2 separate regions of the Mus musculus genome follow, and region 2 is linked to region 1. A link is a loop called in an ENCODE intact Hi-C map of the cell type or tissue named here. Cell type or tissue: left cerebral cortex. All regions are shown on one strand. Links, peaks and the distances in the headings refer to the core of each region. The heading gives the core; the rest is flanking DNA.

Region 1 (11,734 bases), core at 2,508-10,507:
GTGATAAGGGCTGAACTGTAAAAGCGAGATAGGCATTTACTAATTGATTTAAATCCATAGCCCATCACTGTGATTTGTGAACTTGGTCATAGAACCCAGAAATAAATCTAAGACTCTGAAGTTTTTGGAAGCTGGGGACCTGTCACCAATGATGGAACTCTGAGGAATTATAAATCAACTGTCATCTTTTAAGGTATCTGGTATAGGTTGAACTACATTTTCCAAAATTCATTTATTGATGACTGGACCCCCTATAGTAAGATATGTTGACGAACTAAAAAGTAAAAACACACTGTGACTGTGAATGGTGGCATCCACGCACTGGGGACCCAGACTGAAGTAAAGAGGAAAAAGTGAGAAACTTTCAACTAATTAATGAAAACAAGGTCGCTGGGGAGGAAGGATCCTAGTCTAACCTAACTGGTGTCCTGGTAAGAAGAGTGGATTTGGACATGTACAGACACAGACCACAAGAAGGCCAAGAAGACATATGCAAGCCAAGGAGAGAAGACTCAGAAGAAACCAACTCAGCTACCACCTAGACCTCAAATTCTCCCTCTACAGCTATGAGGAAATACAGTTTCGTTGTACAAGTCACTCTGCTTGCAGAACTTTGTTAAAGAAGTTCCAGCAAACTAACATGGGGCAAAATCTCCTCTGACAAACCCTTTTGCGAAGAACATTCTGGAAGGAGCCCATTAGCTCAAGTCTCTCAGATGTCCTCTACTACTGCCTGATGGATCTAGAGAGACACATACACAATGTTAGGCCGCCAGGATGGAGAAGAATCTTTACTTACACATGCCCCACTGTATAGTTTAATCATGTTCTACAAACTTAATTTACACGCCTTGATTAATTCCCTACTTTCCCAAGGGATACATCCACAAGCACACAGGACTGTTAACCTCATAAAGAGAATGGATTCATTTAGTCACTTCATTTTCATAGGTTTGTCTTCATGGTGTAAGGGTAGAAAGCTGTTTACAGAGAAACTGCTCATGCTTTTAAATGATGGTCACAGACTCACAGCACTAAATGGGACTTCGTGAGCCTGTCTTATACAGACCTCTCACTTTCTAGTTACCAGGTCCCCGGTGGTAGATAATAGTACTGAGGGTGCGGCTAAAAATATGGCTTAGAAAAGAATGTACTGCTCATACAGAGGACCCAGGTCTAGTTCCCAGCACGTCTTCAATGAGAAATAAAGGTAACAGCCAAAGTTCAGTGCACACTCACCAAGCTACTGAGAAGTAAGCTCATGCCAAAGTCAAACTGGAAAATATACAAACACTTATAACTCCAGTGTCAGAGGATCCGATGCCCTCTTCTGACCTCCACAGGCCCCTGCACACACATGGTACACTTATATACACTCAGGCACACACACACACACACACACACACACACACACAATTTATTTACTGTATTTAAAGTTAGGGATGGGAAATAAAATTAATAGCCAACCATCAGTTCACACTCACCAAGATAAGACAGAATCAAGCTTGAGCTAAAGTCAAACACTCAAATACACAAGGCATCATGAAAGGCTCATCACAGGGGATCTAGTCTCCGACTGCACAGTAATGCAGGAGGCTTGACTACCTCTGACTTAGACTAACACACAAAGAAAGCATCCTCATGGCCTGGAGAGGCATGGGGCTTGTCCTGACTTTTATCCGTCATCACTACCAGTTTTTCCTTACTTCAGTAACATCAACTGTCCATTCATCTGTCTTTCCTACCTCTCCTGTTCCCCACACTCCTGGGATCATATTATGGTACCTTTACTCCTGCTTTACTTTAGATAGGTTAGCGACTTCTAGAACTTCTCATTTCATCAACCTTTCTGAGATATTTCTGGGATGGGGGGGATGGGAAAATGCGATTGCTAACTGGTGACATTATGTCCCCTTGCTTCCTGAGTCTCTTGCTCATGGGTAATAGTGGCTTGAGAACTGGGACTCCCAAGCTGGATTTGGGTAACACGAAACTTTGCTTTTCAGAACAGGGTGGAAAGGATGTGTTTGGCTACTACATTTTAAACTAGAAGTGATTTGGGGAAAAAAATAAAATCTTATTTCATCGTATAGGATGAAAATATACCTGAATCATATGAACCAGCCTCCCATGAACCCTGACAGATGTGGCTTCTCCCTAATGCTCACTGATTGCCTCGCAGACTGTTCCAGGAAAACTTCAACAAACATTTGAATGTTGACAGCATACAGAAGTGTTAACTAGTCTGGGAGAGGGGAATTACAAAACTAACGGATCAGAAACATATCTGCTCTCTATGAATCTAAACATCAAGGAGACCAAAGAGAAAAGAGACAAATCCACACAGAACAGCACAGGAAGGGCTGGACACATTGGTGGTGATTTTGGAAACAGACAGACAGGAGTAACACCTAGAGGAGGTAGCAGGAGGGCAAAGCCCCAGCTGAGCTCTCCAGATGACAGCTGGCGGTTGATACTACTGGGAAGCAATAAAGAGCAATAAAACAGCCTTCGTATCCTCCTGTATCTCCCCCGGCCTCTATGCCAACCGTCAAGACTCACTCTGTTGTTACAACCTATGAGTCACTCTCTAGAACTTGCCATGGGCAGTGTTTGGTCTGATCCTGTGTTCCAGCTGGTAAGTCTAAGATGAGTCACACAATCATTGCCCAGGAGGGAATAACCAAAGGACAATCTCCCCTTGTTCTTCATACTCTTCCCTAGTACTACACCACAGTCTATATAGGAGTCTGCAGCAACCATATAGAGACCAAGGTACACTCTGGGTCCATGGCAGGCTGAAGACAGATCTGGATTTTCCTTTTCGGCTGGTGCCACTGCCTGAGTTGGAGTGATCTTGCTCTGAAGAGGAGCGGCACTTTCTTTAAGCAACTCACCAGAGCAGCAAACTCCGCACTGATCTGCTGCTGCCCCTATCTTAACTGCATATCCTTAAGCTCTCCATTCTTTGTAGTTGCAGTAAAACCACCTGGCCTGCGGGAAACCCATAAAGGTTGAGATAAGATGGCTCGCTGTCTCAGAAAAGCCTGCATCACTATCCCGCTATCCACCACACCCTGAACTCGAGAACTAACCCTCACTTCTCATTTTATGAATTCCTTCTTTATTATCCCCTGAACACAGGTTTATGAGAGAGAGAGAGAGAGAGAGAGAGAGAGAGAGAGAGAGAGAGAGAGAGAGAGACTGTTCAGTCCCTTTCAGGGTCATATTGTCAGCTCAGAAACTGACTGTGAACCTAACCAGTTAGCATTTTCCCCTGGTAAATAAAGTTGCCTTTGCCTTACATCTGACTTTGGTGGTCCTTTTCTCATTATCTGCATGCTTTATGACGCCAACATCCAACCTCAAGCTTGACAAGTCCCTGAGCAACAACCCATGGGTCCTTGCTGTCTTCCATTTCCAAGTCCTCCAACTGTCTTCCTGTCTGTGGCTCTGAAACTTTCTCCCTCCTTCTGATCCCAGGCTCAGGTCCAGTCCCATAATGTACAGTCAGATTTCCACCTGCTGCCATATTGAGTCCACTGTTACCACACCATCGAGGCAGCCCTAACTCAAAAACACTGGCTTTCCACAGTCGACATAATACATTTAATTCAAAGGGTTTTGTTGTTGTTGTTGTTGTTGTTGTTGAAATCTCAGGACTCAGCCATTTAGTCAATCTTTCCTAACTCTCCTAATTGTTCTACTGTCTACGTACAATCAAATTCTCTTAGTCTTCCATGTGTTGCTGAAGGCTCACTTGACTATACTTAGATTAGGGAATTCTTTTCACCAGAAACATTTTCCCTCCCAACCTGCCAACGCTACCCTATCCCTACCTCTAACCTATCCTTACCTCTACCCTATCCCTAACTCTACCCCCTCCCCATCTCTACCCTCTCCCTAACTCTATCCTATCCCCATCTCTACCCTATCCCTACCTCTACCCTATCCCTACCTCTAACCTATCCTTACCTCTACCCTATCCCTAACTCTACCCCCTCCCCATCTCTACCCTCTCCCTAACTCTATCCTATCCCCATCTCTACCCTATCCCTACCTCTACCCTATCCCTAGCTCTAACCTATCCTTACCTCTACCCTCTCCCTAACTCTATCCTATCCCCATCTCTACCCTATCCCTACCTCTACCCTATCCCTAGCTCTAACCTATCCTTACCTCTACCCTATCTCTAATTCTACCGTATCCCTAACTCTACCCTCTCCTCATCTCTACCCTATTCCTAACTCAACCCTATTCCTACCTCTACCCTATCCCTAGCTCCACCTCATCCCTTGTCCTCATTCTTGTCCTCTACCAGGAAGGAACTGGAGCAGCCCAATCTCTTACCTGAAAGCACCCAGAGTCCCTCTGTTGTCCCTCTTACTGAACTGCCTTCATTCTGTCCTTGCCAAGCCAGTTGTTTCACTTTCTCCTCCCAACGAGGGTGAGGAAAGAGAGTGAATCCTAATTAGCTTTGGATCACATGCAGCCCTTAGGGAAAGCATTCTGTTCATAATAAATATACCTGCGCTGAGAGTCTGGTTTCGTTCTCTAGATGTAAGCGCAAAGGTTGTAAACTAACTCGGAAGTGCCACCTTCCTCCTGAACTTAGTAGGTGTTTTGCTTTTCCCAGCACAGAGAAATTTAAATATATGGGGCTACATTTTGCTAAAAGCCCAAAGCCACTGAAGGTTGAAAAACTAAATGGAATGAAAAAAGAAATTCACCTAGATGCACCAACGAGAAAGTTAGCCCAACATCTGGTTAAAGGGAAGCCCGCGGGGCTTCAGGCTTTGTTTAGGTTCTAGAAGCCACCTTTGCATTACAAAGCGGCCCCCTGAGATGTCCCCAGAGTTGCTAGCTCCAGAAAATCAACAGACTCGCCTTCTTTTATTTGCCTTTGAGTAGAGGGCAAGGAGGTTCAAGCCATTGTAATGCACTTTCTACTATCCTATGAGAGTTTAATTTGTCAATAAGAGCAGTGGGCATTTTTTGTTGTTTTGTTTTAGAGGTGTGTAGATATTAAATTTCTCAACAATTGACATCCCACAGTCTATTTTCTTTACTATTTAAATTTAATTATCCTACATTTTTATGTTCTGGGCATATTACCAATTATAATGCCAGGAAAACTTTCATCACATGAAGACTTTGAGATGGCTTATTCTGAAGCAGCTCCCATCTTCCTCTGTGGGAGGCTGGGGGGGGGGGGGGCTTTGAGGAGGGGGAAAGGGTAGAGATGGGGATGGTGCTAGAGCCCTGGAGCTCTGGGGTGACTAGGCAGGGATGAGTGGTGGTGGTGGGGACTGGGGCTGGGGTGGGGCGGGGTGGGGCTGGGGTGGGGCTGGGTGGGGCTGGGTGGGGCTGGGGCTGGGGCTGAGGCTGGGGCTGGATGGGTGGGGTTGGGGTGAAGCTGGGGCTAGGGGCACTTTTCCTGGTTGGATATGGGTCTAAAAACTACTCACAAAATCAGTTACTGATACTAATCTGTAGAGAGTCGGGCAATTGGTGAAAGGATGCCCCTCTCCCTTAAAACATGGCCAGTGCTCTCTTTGCAGGGCAGTATCTGCCACCCATCACCTCTGCCGGGTAGAAATCGAGTGTTATCGTCTAAAGTGGCCAGGGGCACTTTATCGTTAATTGCTTACACAATTTACTTTTTCAGCGAAATACTGACATTTCATACATAAAATAGTGGTTCTGTCTCTTGATTCTGATAGGCCAGTGCGAACAGCAGAAGCCCATTTTTGAGAGTGACCTACTTCTGTAGCTTAGAAATCAGGTAGGTTGTAAATGTTCTAAGATTTATCAGAAAAATATTGAGAAGTGGGTGTTGTTATAGTAGCTTCGATAACTTTTAGAAACGCAAAATGTGAACTCCTCACTACTCCGGCAGCCTGCCCACACCATCCAGACATTACAGTCATCCTCTCTCGGCGGTCTCAACAGTTTTAACACGGTCACTTCCTCTAATTTATTGTCTGCATATTTATCCTAGACATAAATGAATAAAAATTGATTATAGCTATGCAGAGGTGTGTTAGATAATTGTCTGCAGCCAGGAAGGGGGCGAGAAATCGAAAGCTTGCCTGCTCCTTGGTTCTGAGCTGGTCAGCTGTCGGGTGTCAGGGGTGAGGGACCGGGCAGAATCCAGCCTCCTCTTGCCCCCTCCTCCCTCCTCCAACTTCCCAGCGGCAATAGACAGGCTTCAAGAAGGACTGTCTCCATTGCAATCTCTCCTCGCCCGGCCCAATCTTCCTAAAGTCTGACCAGGACCCACCTACCTTCTGAGGGTGACAGGAGGCTTGCTAGCGAGAGGAACAGAAAGATGCGCGGTTCTGGCGCTTCAGCATCTCCCTTCTGGAGCAGTTAACACCAAGTACAGATTCGCCTCCATTTTCTGGTCACGTGATCCCTGGCACATCTAAATAAGGCTGATCACCTGCCTCCTAGATCTCCTAGTGCACCAGCCTGCTGTGCCTGGCGCTGGAGCAGAAGCTGGGAAAGGCAGCGTTTGGGAATAGAAAATACTCCCGCGGGATTATGGAGTCACAAACACCCTCTTGATTTTTATGTCATTTTTACGAAAACCGCTGCCACTCCTTTCTCTGAATAAGGCTGCATTTGAATTTCTTCAACATACAAGTTTGAAAGAGATTCCGTTCCTAGAAACCTTTTAAACACACACACACACACACACACACACTACCTCTACAGCGTATCTACAAAAAAAGGTAATTGAGCATTTAATGAACAATGATTAAGATAATACAGAGAACCATAAAAAAACATAGAAAAAATAGTTCTAGAAAAAAAAAGTCAGAAAGTTCTAGAAAAGCCAGGATGCCCACCCAAGACTCATACAGCTCTAAGGTGCATGGTGGATTAAATATGCTGCAAACAGAGATTTGAGTTTGAATCTAACCTCACTTACTAGCTAGTTTGCAGGAGACTATGACAGCATGGCGCCTCAGCTCTCCAGCTCACAGACAGCAATAATAATGCTACTTTAAAACTGTAAGATAACCTATCCAGCGGGGCTGGGTTGAAATAGCTTTGCAGCAAATGTTCACTACTATTAATTCTAGAATTGCCAGCAGAGACTGGGGATGCCATTCTGCTAGAAAAGCATTTGCCTCATGTGTACAGTGGTCTTGGATTCAATCTTAATAAGCCAGGCATGGTGACGCATGCCTATAATCCCAGCATCCAGGTGGAAGCAGAAGGAACAGAATGCCAAGGTCATCTTTAGCACAATAGCAGTTGTGAAGTCAGCCTGTGATACACAAGGCCCTCTCCAAATGAATGAATGATTCAATGAGTAAGTAAATAAAGAAATATATATATAAATTACAAAATAGAAATGCCATCTGGAGTACCGATATAATTATGGCAAGTAAAGTATCAAAGGACATTTATATAATAGATGGGAACATAATCAGTTTCAGCCCAATTGTTATTTACTTATTTATTCATTTATTGAAAAACTGTCTTGCTGGGTTGAGGCTGGCCTCAAACTAATGGTGGTCCTCCTGTCTCTGGGGTTACAAATGTGAGTCACCATGCCCAAACTTTATACCAACTCTTAATTAGAGACACTTTTAAAACTCACATTTTGGGCACTGTGATTAAAATGCTTCCTGTTCTTGCAGAGGACCCAGATTCAGTTCCTACCACCCACACCAGGTGACTGACAACCACCTGTAACTTCAGCACCATGGCATCTAACACCCTCTTGAGCCTCCTCTGGGTACCAGCATGCAAATGGTACACATAAACTCATGCAGACACTGGTACACACACACATAAATAAATTAAATGTTTTTTAAAAACCTCAAAGCTTTTGTAAAGTTGTTCAAGCTTTAATTTTATGAATATCAATCTACATTATCAGATAAAAAATATGGATGGTCTAGGCTTCTTCCAACAGTTACATAGCAACAGCCACATACAGCCTGGCTTGCTATAAAAGGGACTGCGCTCTCTCTCTCTCTCTCTCTCTCTCTCTCTCTCTCTCTCTCTCTCTCTCCCTCTCCCTCCCCCTCCCCTCCCCCTCCCCCTCCCCCTCCCTCTCCCTCTCCCCTCCCTCCCTCTCTATGTGTTCTCAGCTGGCCTCTTCCTTTCTTTCCTCTCTTTCTGTCCCTCTCTGTTCCCTTTCTTTCCCACACTCCCTTCTCACCCCACTTCTCATGCCCTGAATAAATTTTATCATTTTATACTAGATCCATCGTCATATGGCTGGTACCTCAGCATGTGCCCACTAAGGCACCCCCTCCTGGTGCATCATGCCGCCTAACTAGAAAACATATCAATAATCATAAAAATCAACTTGAAAAATAACAAGAAATCCTAAGTGTTATACAACCTCCTTTTGTGGTGGAAGCAGCGGGGACTGTGTTAGAGTAGGGTGATGGGACAGTTTGGGGTCATCTCTAACTGATGTAATGCCAACATGAAAAAAATCTAAGTAGTCAGCAGAATGTGGTGCCGATGAAAAGGTATTAGCTTCTTCTTGATTGAAGAAGGCATTTAGTGTCTTCCTCCTGACTCAGGGACACCAAGTAAAGGAAAAGGGACACATTTTTATATCTTTATATCTTTAACTAACGTCTACACAATTCATTAGAATTGCCAGGCATGGTGGCACATACCTTCCTCTCAGCACTTAGAAGTCAGAGACAAGCAGAGCTCCCAACTAACCAGGATTCTGTGTGAGACAGTCTCCAAACAAAACAAGACAAACAAACAAGCAAAGTCAAGAGAATTATTAGTAGTTCTGAGAAACCCTTCTCGAGTAACTTATTCAGTGGTGGCAACACTGTGATTCCAAGGTCACTTCAGGTGGCAGAAGTTCAGCTAGAGAACAAGTGGATGCCCAGAGTCAGGATGAGCCACACTGTATTGAGAGAGAGAAGAGGGCTGTCAGGCTATCAAGCCTGGGGAATGTGCCTGTTCAGGGTGAAGGCTGAGAACGGTTTTCAATCATATCTGTTCTAAAACTCAGAAGTTGCTATGGAGACTGACTACATTTTTACCAATGGGGGCATAGCACAGAGGTTAAGAACACTTGTTGCTCTTGCAGAAGAGTTCGATTCCTAGCAACTTAGGGGCCTCATAACGGCCTGTAACTCCAGCTCCTGGGGAATGTGACACCCTCTTCTGGCTTCTGCTGGCACCTGTAATCATGTACAAATGTTTGTACAAACATACACACACATATCTAACACAATTAAAAATTTTTTAAATCTTTAAATTATGCCACAAGACTAATCACAAATATTTTAACATTCTTTAAAGATGCTGCATTAAAGGGGGATACAGGCCACTGCTGCTGACAATGCTGCCTTCTGTCTTATAGGATGTACCTAGATACCCAGGCTATAGCAAGATGGAGTAGTCCTAGCTTAGTGTTAGTACTTGAGCAAAGGTATTAATTTGTTTTTATATGGAGGCAGCTACTTTATTTGTTTGTTTGGTTTTTCGAGACAGGGTTTCTCTGTGTAGCCCTGGCTATCCTGTAACTCACTTTGTAGACCAGGCTGGCCTCGAATTCAGAAATCCGCCTGCCTCTGCCTCCCAAGTGCTGGGATTAAAGGCGTACGCCACCACGCCTGGCTTTTATTTATTTTTAAATAAATCACTACTTAAATGTAGTAAGTAACATCCTGGTTATTGTATTAGCAAAACGGACACAGTAGACATCACACTCTCCAGTAGAGTTGACATTATTTTCTCAGAACCTAATTGCTACTTTCTAATGGTTATTTAATGAATTGAGTTTCCAAAGGTAAAATTTGAAAGGTCTTTGGAGATTATGCATTTTCAACTGCTTCTTGAGTTGAGAGTATAAATGACGAATAAGTAGACTGTTCTTCTTCAACAAAGAAAAGGACACCCAGACAGAAGAGACTGTAAAAGCAATGAAGTAGACAACAATGACCAAAAGTGACTAAGAAAGGCCCCAATCAGGCATTTTTCTCAATAAGGTTCAATGAAATGAATAGAGAGACACTTTAAGAAAGTTAAAGGGCTCTAAAAACCTTGGAGGACCACCAGGAAATGAGCAACTTTGGTCTCAAATTACAAAAGAAAGGATTTTCTAAAAAACACAAAATTTTAAACAAAAAGGTACATACTATTCATGAACTAAGTGTAGTGTCTCTCTTTCAGCAAAGGGAATTAAATACATTTGAATTTTTTACACTGTCATTAAAAGCAAATTTTGATATCTGCGCATGGTGGCATATCCTTTTAATCCCTGCACTCAGGAGGCAGGGGCAGGAGGATCAGTCAAGTTCAAGGGCAGCTTGGTCTATATTACAAGCTCTAGGCCAGCCATGCTGTGTGTAATGAGACCTTGTCTCAGGAAAAGAAAGAAAGAGGGGGAGAGAGGAATAATTATGTTGGGCAACCGTTTTTGTTGTTGTTGTTGTTGTTGTTTGTGTTTTGTTCAATCAGGCAAACTTGCCAGGCACGTACTATCTGGCAGTCCCTATTCTAAGTATCATGGGTATTACACTTCATAAGAGAAACCAGATTTATGCTTTCTTGAAAGTTACAGTCTCACAGATGGAGACAGAAAATCAACAGATGAATGGGAGCTCTCTTCAGATGGGCAAGAAGAGGAAGAAAGCAAGCAAGTCAGTGGGACGGACATGCTCTGCACTCTGCATCTGGGGCTGGGGTGATGCTGTGGGATGTCACAGAATGCTTCACTTGTACTCCCTCTAAGATTGACACCCTCCTCAGTGTGTCAATCAACATGTCTCCAGACATTAGCAAATAGAAGGGGCAAAATCAGGGTGGTGGCACAGTCCTTTAATCCCAGCACTGGGAAGGCTGAGGCAGGCAGATTTCTGATGTCAGCCTTGTCTATAGAGGGAGTTTCAGGACAGCCAGGACTACACAGGGAGACTCTGACTCAAAAACCAAAACCAAAACCAGACAAACAAACAAACAAACAAACAAAAAATAGATGGGGCAAAAACCATTGCTGATTTGGGACCAATAGTAAGGAGTGGGCACCACTGAGACTGGCTGAGCTCCTTCAGGTAGCTACCCTTCTTCACACTCTTCTTCTTCTTCCTTAAATCCTTCTGGGTTTAGGCTGCCACTCCCCTCATCAGAGCCAGGGCACGCACCAACAGCTACACTACTACTGTACTGGACCACTGTACTATTCACTGTGGGCACCTCACACTCTGCCACCAGCTTCATAACTGTGACAGAATTAAATCTCCCTCGAATTTTCCTAATTTGAAAGTATAATCTATCTTTTTGGCTGTGGTCTAAAATACCAAGACACCCTGCTTTAGAAGGTCATGCTGGCGGGGCCGATGGGTAAAGGAACTTGTTGCCAAATACACCAACCTGAGTTTGACCCCCAGGGCCCAAACAGTGGAAGGAGAGAATCAACTCCCCAAAGCTGTGCATCCTGCATTGTGGCATGCAGGAGTGGGGTGCAAACACAGGCAAGCAGGCAGATACAAACACAAACGTATCTTCGGAAGAAAGCCCAGTTGTCTCATTGTCTTCAATACCATTCTTTTCCATCAGCTTTTCTTCTGAAGGTAGCTCTGCCACTCACTCTCCATTTCAAACTCAGCCAGGAGTACACTGTGGCCTCTCACACAGGTTAGAAGCTGACAGCATAGACAGGCTCTTCAGTGCTGCCCCTCCCTCCGAGCAGCCGTGAGGAACCACCTCATTTTGCCACAAGAGCTGCCTCTTG
Region 2 (11,734 bases), core at 2,438-10,437, 100 kb before region 1:
CAGAAATCTTGTCCTAGTTAGGGTTACAATAGTTGTGATAAAATACCTTGACCAAAAGCATCGTTGAGTGGACAGGGTTTATTTCACTTCCACATCCACATCGCAGTACCTCATCGAAGAAAAGTCAGGGCAGGGGACTGCAGGAGAGACCATGGAGGAGTGTTGCTTTCTGGCTTGCTCCCCAAGACTTGCTCAGACTGCTTTCTAATTTTTTCCACCTGCCCAGGAGTAGCAGAGTGAGCAGGGCCCTTCTACAATGTTAATCAAGAAAAATGCCCCTTAGGTTTCTGAAGTCAGGAACACTCTGGTAAGAAAATAAGATCGGAGATCGATCACTTTCTATGCCTTTATATTTGGCAGTTTACAACTTTTCCTACTATGGCAACCTTTTTGCCATAATTTTTTGGAGGTAACACAATATTTTGAAGTCTTATAAATTTGATTTTATACCAGGAGATGGGATCGACAACAGTCCACTTGCTGTTCTACAGGCCATTCTTATAGAGGCATTTTCTCAACTGAGGTTCCTTGCCCTCAGATGGCTCTAGTTCCTGTCAAGTCAACAAAAACAAAACAAAATAAACAAAATAAGCAAACAAAACCTAAAACCAAACCAAAACAAAACAAAATCCCAAAAACCAAAACTAGCCAGCATAGAACTTCAGGCTGTGCCTTTTGCATACAAAAGGATTCAATAGAGGGAACTTCATTATCATGTTAATTGAATATGGCCTGTTTAGGATATCTGCCATTGCTTCATTTCAGTTTGGTGAAGGAACTTGACATGAGTGACTCCATTTTGATTTTCAGTCTGGTCCTACTGAGTCCTGTGTAGGAGCTTAGTCCAGGACAGTATCTCACAACTCTGCTGGCATCCATGAAGATATACAAGAGACACTTGGCCTACTCCCTTTGTCTATCAGACCTCTGAAACGATGGATCCCAAGAAACTGGAAAGTCTGCAGCAATTTCATGCCTGGGAAGGGAAAGACTGAAGCCAAAGGAGAAGCTCGTCTCTCGGGAAGGGATTTCACAACTCTCCAGGAAGGAGAGACTAGAGCTGAGGCCATGAAGATGGCTTGCCCGAACCTTGGCCAGGATTGTTTACATATGCACAATTGTTGCCTTCCATTTAAATCTAATGCTCACTTCAGGATCTGGGGACTATGTGGGGAGGGAGAGAGTCTTTGGACTTCTTTGTTCCTTTACCCAGTATGAATTAGGACTGGGGAGCAGGCAGGCTTTGAGGATTCAAAGGCCCACGCCATTCCCAGTTAACTCTTACTGCCTTGTGCTCAGGGATCAAGATGTGAGCTCTCAGCTTCTGCCCCAGTGTTATGGCTGTCTGCTGCCTTGCTTCTCCCCATGATGCTCATGTACTCTGACCCTCTGTAACTGTCAGGCTCCAATGAACACTTTCTTCTATAAGTTGCTTTCATTATGGTGTCTTATCACAGCAACAGAAAAGTAAGACAGTGACCAAGCTTGTTAGGGATTCCACAGCCCAGGCTCTGACCCTAACAATTCAGACAACACTGCAATGGGATAACAAGGAAAACTTAGCTAAGGACTATAAGTATGCTAGGCATACTCATATGCATGCTTATAAGTACATAAGCATATTTGTAAGCACTTATAGTGAAATACATGAAAAAAAAACTATTACCAAAGTATTAAGCAAAACACACATTAAGAGAGACAGTTATTTTAGATTGTTTCTCTCTCTCTCTCTCTCTCTCTCTCTCTCTCTCTCTGTGTGTGTGTGTGTATGTGTGTGTGTGTGTGTATGTGTGTGTGTGTGTGTGTTTATGTGAGTGTGTGTGTGTGTGTGTGTGTGTGTGTGTGTGTGTGCGCGCGCGCGCAGGTATACTTGTCATGGCACAGGTATGGAGGTCACAGGACAACTTTTATGAAGCTGGTTCTCGCTTCCAGCTTCCTGTGGGTTGTGGGGACTGATCTTAAGTTGCCAGGCTTTAGAGAGAAGCCCATTTATCCACTGAGCCATCTCACTAAGCCTAGATTCATTTGTTGTACTATGACTAAAGTTTTCCTTTAAATAAAAATGATACACTAATATAATCCCCAAATCTCATATTTCTGTGTTTCAGGACATCTTCAACCGATAACAAAAACCTTGAGTACCTACCATGATGGGCTGTAGGCAGTGGCGTGCTTGCAATGAAGGCTCAAGGCTCTGGGCTCCACTCCAACACTGATTACGGTTCTAGATAATCAACCTGTCACTCTTACAATTTTAGAAAGACTGAAGTCTGGAAAGATTAATTTCTGCTTTTAATAATTTATTTCCTACACCACACACCCGCCACTTGCTTTTTAGCGAGGCTTGCAGTTTCTTGCTGAAATCTAGACACTACAACCTCACGAAAAGAAACTTCTAAATAGGCCTTTTGTGTGAAGGTTTGTTTGTCTGGCTGAACTTCAGGCTCTGAGTGTACTGTTTGCTGTCATGGTAAGTATTAGAAACCAAGGTTTCATGTGGCATTCTTGTTGTGGCCTCTCTATTGCCTCTGAGCTGCCCTAGAGACTGCTTAAACGTTCTCCGGGGACTTAATTAAGGAGTTCTCTAGGGTTCACGCCCAGCCATTACTCGGCTGCCCAGTAGATGCGGTGACCTGTGTGGTGTTTCTGTGCTCGGGCAGTAAGCATGCACTGTGGAGCTGAGTCTTCACCAGTGCCCTTCACTCTTTTTTGTTCTGTTTTTCCACCTCAGGTGAGACTGGAAGTGTTAAAGAAATTATTTAATTCCCAGCCCATGGTTTCTACCCCACCTTTGAGTTCCCTGATGAAAGACGCATGCACAGCCTTTATATTTATTTACAATATGCCTTAAACAGCACAAGAGCTGGGCAGCTGCCTACCCCTCATGCTGTTAGAATCTACTTCCCTACGCATAACCCCGAGCTATTACTTACTATTTATTATGTTTCATCTGGGCTGCTCTTAGCTCCAATTGGGCAGCCCTCAGGGCCACGTTCTCTTGACTCTTAACCCATGGCCACTTCTCCTTCTCTTCTCCTGCACCTCCTTTTCCTTGTGGTCCTCTCTGACGGCAAGCTGGGAAATCTAAACCCCACCTCGGTATCTTCTGTGAGCTATTGGCTATTGGCATCTTTATTCACCAATCAGGACTAACTTGGGGGCAGGGTCACAGGGGCTAAGTGCAGAGTCTAGGTCTTAGGGCACACACATAGCATTACAATAGACAGTAAAAGGCAAAAACCTCAACACGGAAGGCAGTTGCTGTCTTTCCCCCTTCCACTTAGTTAGGCACTGTGTTCTCTTGAGGGCAGGCCTCACTGAAGAACAGAATATTCTGGTCATATTGTAAAATGGCAGCTGGGTATGAACTATAGTTCCAGCACTTGAAGGCTGTAACAGGAGAATAAAAAGTTCAAGGTCAGCCTGAATTGTACAGCAAATTATGAATCAATGAATAAATGAATGAATGAAGTCAAATGGCTCTGTTTCTTGCTGAAAGCATTTCCTTAGACCTTCACTGTGAGAAAATACTAGGACCACTGAAAGAACATCTTTACAATCACACCCAAGTTTATTAGTTTGTTCTGCAGTGCTGAGAATGAACCCAGAGCCTTGCAAATGCTACTCAGGCTTCTACTACTGAACTAGATCTCTGACACCATTAACTGTCTTTTTAGCAGGAGAAAGAACACGCACAATTTATTATGTGCCTCATGTATGAGGATATTAAGCTCACAGAGAGCAAAATTTTCTGGCCCCTGGGGTCCTGGGGCAAGCAGGGTTGGTCCAGCCTGAGAAAGCAGAGTCGGGTGTGGTTATCAGCACAGGGGTGTGTCATGGTGCAGATCAAGTCTCCCAGGAAGCAGCCACCTGTTGTCACCATCTCTGCCTGGTCCAGACCTGTGATGTCCTCTTCCTGTGGAAAGACCCCTCTGTGCTGTGCAGGCAGGTGGCTTAATTTCATCCCCGATTATCACTCCTCAGAACACAGGCTGTGGGATGCATCCTAAATACAGACTCCCAAAAGCGAAGACAGAAGCTGGCAAATTTGTAGGCTTGATTCCTGGGGACTTGAATCATCTAAGAAAACCGATACTCTGGACAGCCGTGTACAGGCTTCTCAGTCTTCTCTCTTCTGCTGGAAAAGCCTGAAATCCATCTTCGTATGTTTCCCCAAGTTTTAACTCAGTGATCTGCCCTGAGCCTCTGGCAGGCAGCCAGATCAAAGCAGTGCATCTTTTCCTAACTGGTATTGGTTCCTCTGGATGATTCTCCTCTCGAGATATTGCTTTGTTCTTTCTATCTCTCTCTGTCATCCACTGTCTCTTCAAGTCAGTGGCAGATAGGATGATTGACTTTCAGGTTTTTTTTACTTTTTTATTAGATATTTTCTTTATTTACATATCAAATGTTACCCCCTATTCCTTGTTTCCCCTCTGAAAACCCCCTATCCCATCCCTCCTCCCTCTAAAGAGTGGCTTTCATTTTGTAAGCAGTCTTCTTGTTGATGAGCACAGGATAAATTCTTAAGTCTTAGGCTACACCAGAAAGGAGAAGGTTCCCTCCCCATTTACTTTGAATGTGACCTATTTAAGATGGATTTCAGAGAAAACCACTCACATATCCTCCTGCATTGGCCTCCTGAGTGATGAAGAACAATTGGGTACCCCCAGGCTGGGGTAGGCTTGAGTTAGAGAGACCAAGGGGCTGGTTAGGGACCATACCAGCTGCCTTTATTTTTTTCTTTTCTTTTCTTCTTCTTCTTCTTTTTTTTTTTTTTTTTTTTTGAGCGTTAAAATTATTTTATTGTACGATGTATAATGCAAAATGGATTTTTTATTAGATATTTTCTTTATTTACATTTCAAATGGTATTCCGTTTCCTGGTTTCCCCTCCAAAAATCCCTCCTCCCATCTCCCCTCTCCCTACTCACCAACCCACCCACTCCCACTTCCCTGCCTTGGGATTCCCCTACACCGGGGCATCAAGCCTTCTCAGGTCCAAGGGCCTTTTCTCCCACTGATGTCCCACTAGGTCATCCTCTGCTACATATGCAGTTGGGACCATGGGTATGAAAGACACACCTGGAGATGTGTACTCTTTGGTTGATGGTTGATCCCCCAGGGAGCTCTGGGGGATCTCGTTGGTTCATATTGTTGTTCCTCCTATGGGGCTGCAAGGTCCTTCAGCTCCTTCGGTCCTTTCTCTAGCTCCGCCATTGGGGACCTTGTGCTCAGTCCAATGGTTGGCTGAGAGCATCCACCTCTGAATATGTCAGGCACTGGCAAAGCCTCTCAGGAGACAGCTATATCAGGCTCCTGTCAGCAAGCACTTGTTGGCATCCACAATAGTATCTGGGTTTGGTGACTGTACATGGGATGCATCCCAGGTGGGGCAGTCTCTGGATGGTCTTTCCTTCAGTCTCTGCTCCACACTTTGTCTCTGTACCTCCTCCCATGGGTATTTTGTTCCCTCTTCTAAGAAGGACTGAAGTATCCATACTTTGATCTTCTTTCTTCTTGAACTTCATTTGGTCTGTGATTTGTATCTTCATTTTTCCTTCTGAGCCTCAGGTTCTGTTCAAGGACAGGGACAATTGTCAACCAGCTTAGAAATCACTGGCGACTCTTTAAAGGAGCAGAATGTAGGATGACTGACAGGAGAAGGTAATGTCCCTATGTGGGGAGCAGATAAAGGCCTGCGTATTGTTGATGTGCACGTGGCCATGTCAAGGTCCCCAATACCTCAGACCCATGAGAATGGCAAAGCCTTCCCTGGGCTAGGCTCAGGCTCAGGGGTGTGGCAAGATCTTTCCCTGGTCTGAGGATGAATGTATGGTTGATACTTTTATCAACCATAGCTTTCTTCTTCCTGATGACTGTAGCCCAAGACTACTGTTCTACAAACCCCACCCACACACACACCAGGATTAGCAAACCATCCCTTCATTCAGCTGTATGTAATAAACTCACTGAGTTTCTGGGTTGCTAGTGCAGCTCCTTCAGAGTATATGGGATACCAGAGCCCAGATTTTCTGTAGGTGTGTCTTTCGTTTTCTCACTGCCTGTAGCCCCAGTCAGGCCAATTCCCAAACCCTGCAGGTCACAGCAACTCTGTCAGTGATTCCTAATCTATCTACTTACTATTGTAGGTAATTTTGGTTTATCACTGGATAATTCATCCAACTATTTATTGTTTCTTATTCCCGGCTAGAAGAAATTTTCCAAAGGTGGGGGTGGGGGTAGGTAATCCTGATTTCTTTTCAAGTTTATCTGGTGCTGCAAAACAAATTATTCTAAATCTTCATGGATAATACAATAAATGTTTATTATTTCAGTGTCTGAGTCAGGCATCAGCTGCATAGCTGGCTCCATCTCTTAGTCAGCTGAACTCAAAGCTTGGCCAAGGGTGCAGATACCATTAGGCCTATCTTGGGGAGCATCCATCTCTGTCCAGATTCACTCATTTGGTTTTGGCAAGCCTCCTGTTTTCTCTGGCTATTCTAGATAGCAATCCCTTGCCACACAGGATTCTCTGTGGGGGTGTTCTTAATATGGAAGGTGGCATCTCTCAGGGGGTGGTGTGTGTTTGGGGGGGAGAACAAAGAAGATAAAAGTCACCATTGCTTCGTAAGCTAATTTTGGAAGTGGCATTTTATCACATTTGCTGTGTTCTGTTTGCTAGAATGAATCACTAAGTCCAGCCCACTCGCAGGAAAGAAATGCACAAGGACATGAATGCCAAGAGGCAGAGACCATTCAGATTCTCATTAAGGTTGCCAATCACAGGTTGGTGATTAGTGCTTCTTAGCTCAAAACAAAGGTTCCAGGTATTGGTTATGAAACTGTAGTGACGCTCTTGTATGGGAGGTAGACTTAGCTGGCTGTCCTGAAAAGCAAGAAAGGTAGATTCTGGTGATAGTGGTAAATGAGCTAAGAGAGGTGATGCCCGAGTTAGTAGTGGCTCCAGGGGATCCAGGAAACCCACAAGCATTGGTTTCCTGTGCGGAAGCGTCCTCCAGGGCAGCAGGATTTCTGATGAAATGAGTTTGCAGGCCTGCTTGGGGTTGTTACACGTCTAACACTGTAGCATCTGGAGCTGTCTAGAGTTGTGAGGTCTCTTAAATGATACACACACACACAACACACACACACACACACACACACACACACACACACACACACACACACACAAAGCAAAGCAAAACAAAACAAAACAAAAAACAAAAGAAACCTCTGGAACCACCTGCCTTTGGTTGAGCATGGTTTTGGACAATGAGCTTCACAGACATGATTTTGTTTTACCAAGAATCACACAAGTTTCCCAAGTGATTTTTGGTGGATTTTGCCATTGAAGGGTAAAAGATGGCTTGATAGATGCTAGTTTTGGGAGTGTTACAATCCTTACAAATGGGTATAACTTAGTCCACCAATTGTTGATTGAGGTGGGAGGGCCCAGCCTACTGTGAGCAGTGTCACCCCTGGGCAGGTAATGGTCATGAAAGGTAGAAAGGTAGCTGAGTATGAGCCTATGAGCAAGCCCATAAACTGTGTTCCTCTGTAGTTTCTGCTTCTGCTCCTGCCTCCAGGTTCCTGACTTGGGTTCCTGCCCTGACTTCCCTTAGTGACAGAGTGTGACCTGGAAATTTACTATGCACTAAACCTTTGTTTGCTCAGGCTAGTTTTGGTTAATTCTATATCACAACAACAGAAAACAATACCTACCAACTTCATGCTTTCTTTTTTATATGTAACCCATTTTTAAGAACAAAATTTAAGGAGTCCAATTAGTGCTGTAGATATGGTCGTGGGGCTATCCACTGGAGCGAGGGAGGGCCTATCTTAAAATTAGCACCTTTGATTCTTAGGTTCCAAAATGTGAACTAAGAGTTGGGAGAGCATCTACTCCCAAACCACAGCAGGAGGTTAGAACAAAAGGCAATTTTTGTTTTGTTTTGGTTTTGAGCTTGACTCTTATGTATTTCAGGCTGGTTTTGAACTTGCTATGTAGCCAGAGATGACCTTGAACTTCCTGATCCACTTCTCCTCCTCTACCTTATGAGGTCTTGAATTATACCAGATATACTGAACTCAGAGAAATTATGTATTCCTGTCTTGGCATCGGTCATATTTATTATTTATGTGTAGGAGAACATGTAAGTATAATTGTGGCAAGCCTACCTGGCACACTGATCTTCTAAATAAGAAGAGTGGCGCACCATGCTCCTGAAATCAGAACACTCGCCACATCTCTTTTCATGTGCTTCTTCCACACAGAGACTCTGGTGGAATGAGCACTCACTGTCCAAGCTAATGTGCCAACCAATCAGAGCTGATAGGCGTTCACTGTATAAGTGGTTGATCATGGGCAACAAAGCTGATGCTGCTCTCTGGAACCATGTCTGGAGTGGCTCAGCTCTTCTTCGACCCATGGCATTGTGGTCTTATGGAGGAACATCCTAGTAACAACGGCACTTATGTAGTGTTTATAAGTTAAATTTTTATCAGATTTATTTATTTCTGAATGTGTACAGGCATGCTCATGTGTCAGGAGTTTGGAGAACAAGTTGCAGGAATTGGTTCTCTTCTTTCATCACCTGTGGACTTCAGGGATCAAATTCAGGTAGTCAAGCTTGGCACAAGAACCTCCTCCTGCTGAGCTATCTCACAAGCCTCTATAGCTCTTTATAAATAGGCATTGCTCATGCTTCCTGCAGGAGAGCACGTAGCCAAGAGGAGTGAAGCGTGCTTGTTGGACTAGTGTCAAAAGGAAACAGAAGCAGGAAGATCACCTCACACTGCAAGGAGCCTTTGGATTCTGTTTGATCGGCTTAAATACAACACAAAAAGAGCACATGGAATGTGATGGAGAAGTCAAGACATAGGGTGCAGTCAGGCTGCATGGGCAATTCAGGATTCACTTGTTTGCTTCTGTTCTTCTATGTCTATGCTTCTTCATGGTCAAGCTTCTAGGGGTGGTAGGATATCTTTAAGCAAGTTCAGACCTAAAAACTTCCAGAGGCAAGACACCCTGGAAACCGTCATAAAAATCTCCTGAATTATGATAGGTTCCAGTCGGGTGATTATCCAATTAACTAATTTTGAGGCAGGATTTCACTATGTAGCCCTTGCTGTCCTGAAACTCACTATGTACCTAGGCTGACCTCAAATTCACAACAATCTGCTTGACTCTGCCTCCTGAGTTCTGGGATTAAAATTGTGTGTCAACCATCTTTGAATCTATTGTCAGTGAATGGAATGACGTGTTTGGCCAGGCCTAAGATAGATTTCCATTTGAACAATAAAAGTGTTGTACTCCCTGCCTTCATTCTAGAATACCAACTACACCTGTTCACCACGGTAATTTCCCTAGAAATGAGTAAAGCTCGTTATGATTTCTACAAAAAGAAATAAAAACAGATACACAGTATCTATCTTCTGAAAGCTCACAGTTTTAAATGTGGCAAACAATTTAAACAACTTGCCGTCTAGGTTAGTAAGGCTTTTGTAAGAGGCTTCTCCACTCCCTGGCCAGCTGTCCTGGCAGATGTGATGTGGGACAGAGATGAGCCATTTCTCTCAACTCTTGCCTAAATTGCAGCCTAGCAGACACAGTGAATGACTGGGGTTGTCCCACGCCACTCAGATTTAGGGCCATGAAGAATGAATGGCCCAAGGGGCAGGGTCAGCATTCTGTAGAGAGCAGAACTGAGAGTGAACGTGTAGTGCATCAGGAATGACAAGAGTGGCTTCGAGAATGAAGCTGGGTGATCCAGCAATAGCTGTCTGCTGGCTGACAAAGCCAGGGACCCAGAAGGCTGTGACAGTGGATGTCTTAGCCAGCCCAATGTGGTTGGAGGGTCGCTAGAAAGCTTCTGGGCTTTAGTCTACAATGAAAAGCCAAAGCCTCTCAGATGCCAAATCTTTCAAGTTCAGACTCCATTTTAGAGAACCTGACCTAAGTTTGAACTCAGATAAACTAACAGGCTGGAACCTATCATTAGTTTCTAAGTTGCCCCCCCCCCCCCCCGAACAAAACCCAAGACTAGCTTCAGTCTCCAGGTTACACCCTCAACAAGACCAGTGTCTACAGGTTATTCCCCCAACAAACCTGCACCCCAAGGTTACAAGCCCAGCCCCTGCCTTATGATCACCAATACAGAGGGGAACAGAAGTTAAGTTTATGATATGACTCCCAGCACCAGCCAATTATGTTAAAGACCACGGTAGCTTTCCAGTTAGATGTACTCCCTGCTTGCTACTTACTATAAAGCCTTGCCACGATAGACATTTGGGGCTCTCCCACCACCCAAACTGTCCTGTGTGATGGTGGTTCATTGAGGGGTTGGGGGATGAGCTAGCTCCAATAGAATAAAGACCCTGCTGTGAGTTGCATCAGATCGACTCCTGTCTGTTTTTTTTTTTTTTTGGGGGGGGGTTGGAGATCACTAACATTTCCCTGGCACAACAACTCTAGGTTCCAATGGAACTGAAGGATGGCCACAGAGGTAGCAGCCACAGGTTAGATTCATTCTCCATCAGGAAGTGAAGGCAGATAGATAGGAAAAGCACGCCTGCTTTCCCCTCATACCATCAGATGGGGAAAGGCTTCCTCGCCACATCTAATCCTCCCTGAAAATTCCCTCAAAGATCCACCCAGAAGCATTTCTCTCAGTTGATTCCAGACTCAACAAATTAAATTGACGACCCTAACTAACCATCACACAGGAGGGGTTGAATTTTTAAATAACAAATATATTTTAAAAAATAAAATTCTGTGCCTAATTTGGAAGGAAAATTAAAATTTTAAACATAGTAAGAATTTCTATTAGGTTTCTGTCACTTAACTCCTAAGTTCCTGAGTCTTTTCCTGGTCCCAGTCATCTTCTTCCTGACAGTTACAACAGCAGCAACTCCAGGACTCTCAGACCAGAGTACACAGAGAGAACAGGAGCAGAGGGAGAGTGGAAGTCAGGTCTGCATTATAAAGGTGGTTGGTATTAGCAAATGCTCAGTTTAGTGGCTATTTCTCTCTCTTGTTTTTTCAATTTTGTAAAATATTTATTATTTTATACAAGATCAGCACAACAGGAAAGAATGACAAGGTAAGATAGTGCTTTCTTTGTTGCTATCATTCTTTATTGTCAGACTCTTCACTATTGTACATATTAACTTACCCCGAGCAAGGTCCATGAAATGTGCACTGTTTAGCTATGAAACATTACTGAAATCCTTGATTTTATGTGTTTATATAACTCTTTTACTCTGTATTATGATAAAGTTTGATCATCAATCTTCAAAGCAAGGCAACATGCATTTTAGTATATTTAAGTTTGTGTATGTATATATGCATGCAATCTTTTCCAACAAACACAAACTCTTTCTCTAAGTGATTTTAAATTAAGCTGAGTTGCCACAGCCCCTTGTCAAAAAATATGTTACGGTGCAATTCCTAAGAGAGTAGCATTAGCTCATTCTTATATCTAAATATCTAAAGCTTTTATCTTTAAAATGACAATAGTCAGATTTTTTTTAAATGTCAACACATTTTCTTCAAATATTTCTTTTCTTTTCTTTTTTTTTTTTTTTTTTTTTTTACTTTTTAAAAATTAGGTATTTTCTTCATTACATTTCAAATGCTATCCCCAAAAGTCCCCCAAACCCTCCCCCTCCACTCCCCTACCCACCCACTCCTGCTTCTTGGCCCTGGCATTCCCCTGTACTGGGGCCTCTCT

The links. Peaks named below come from ENCODE experiments on the same cell type or tissue, not always from the same donor. Only the 100,000 strongest peaks of a DNase experiment are listed, where the experiment ranks them.
Region 2: a loop joins it to region 1, with 5 times the contacts of the local background. A loop is called at or near these places in 1 of 42 quality-filtered maps.

What each region holds. Positions count from the first base shown.
Region 1 is chr19:17,131,445-17,143,178 of GRCm38, reverse strand. The region is part of intron 9 of Prune2 (prune homolog 2); the gene reads right to left. Among named protein-coding and RNA genes, the nearest start is that of Prune2, 180 kb to the right of the region's middle. In left cerebral cortex, for the core only: no CTCF peak of the experiment used is centred there; DNase peaks (open chromatin) are centred at 2,606, 5,692, 6,387 and 7,086; H3K4me3 peaks cover 1,478 bases; H3K27ac peaks cover 1,178 bases.
Region 2 is chr19:17,235,631-17,247,364 of GRCm38, reverse strand. No RefSeq gene overlaps it. Among named protein-coding and RNA genes, the nearest start is that of Gcnt1, 120 kb to the left of the region's middle. In left cerebral cortex, for the core only: no CTCF peak of the experiment used is centred there; DNase peaks (open chromatin) are centred at 6,526, 6,671, 8,781, 9,640 and 1 more place.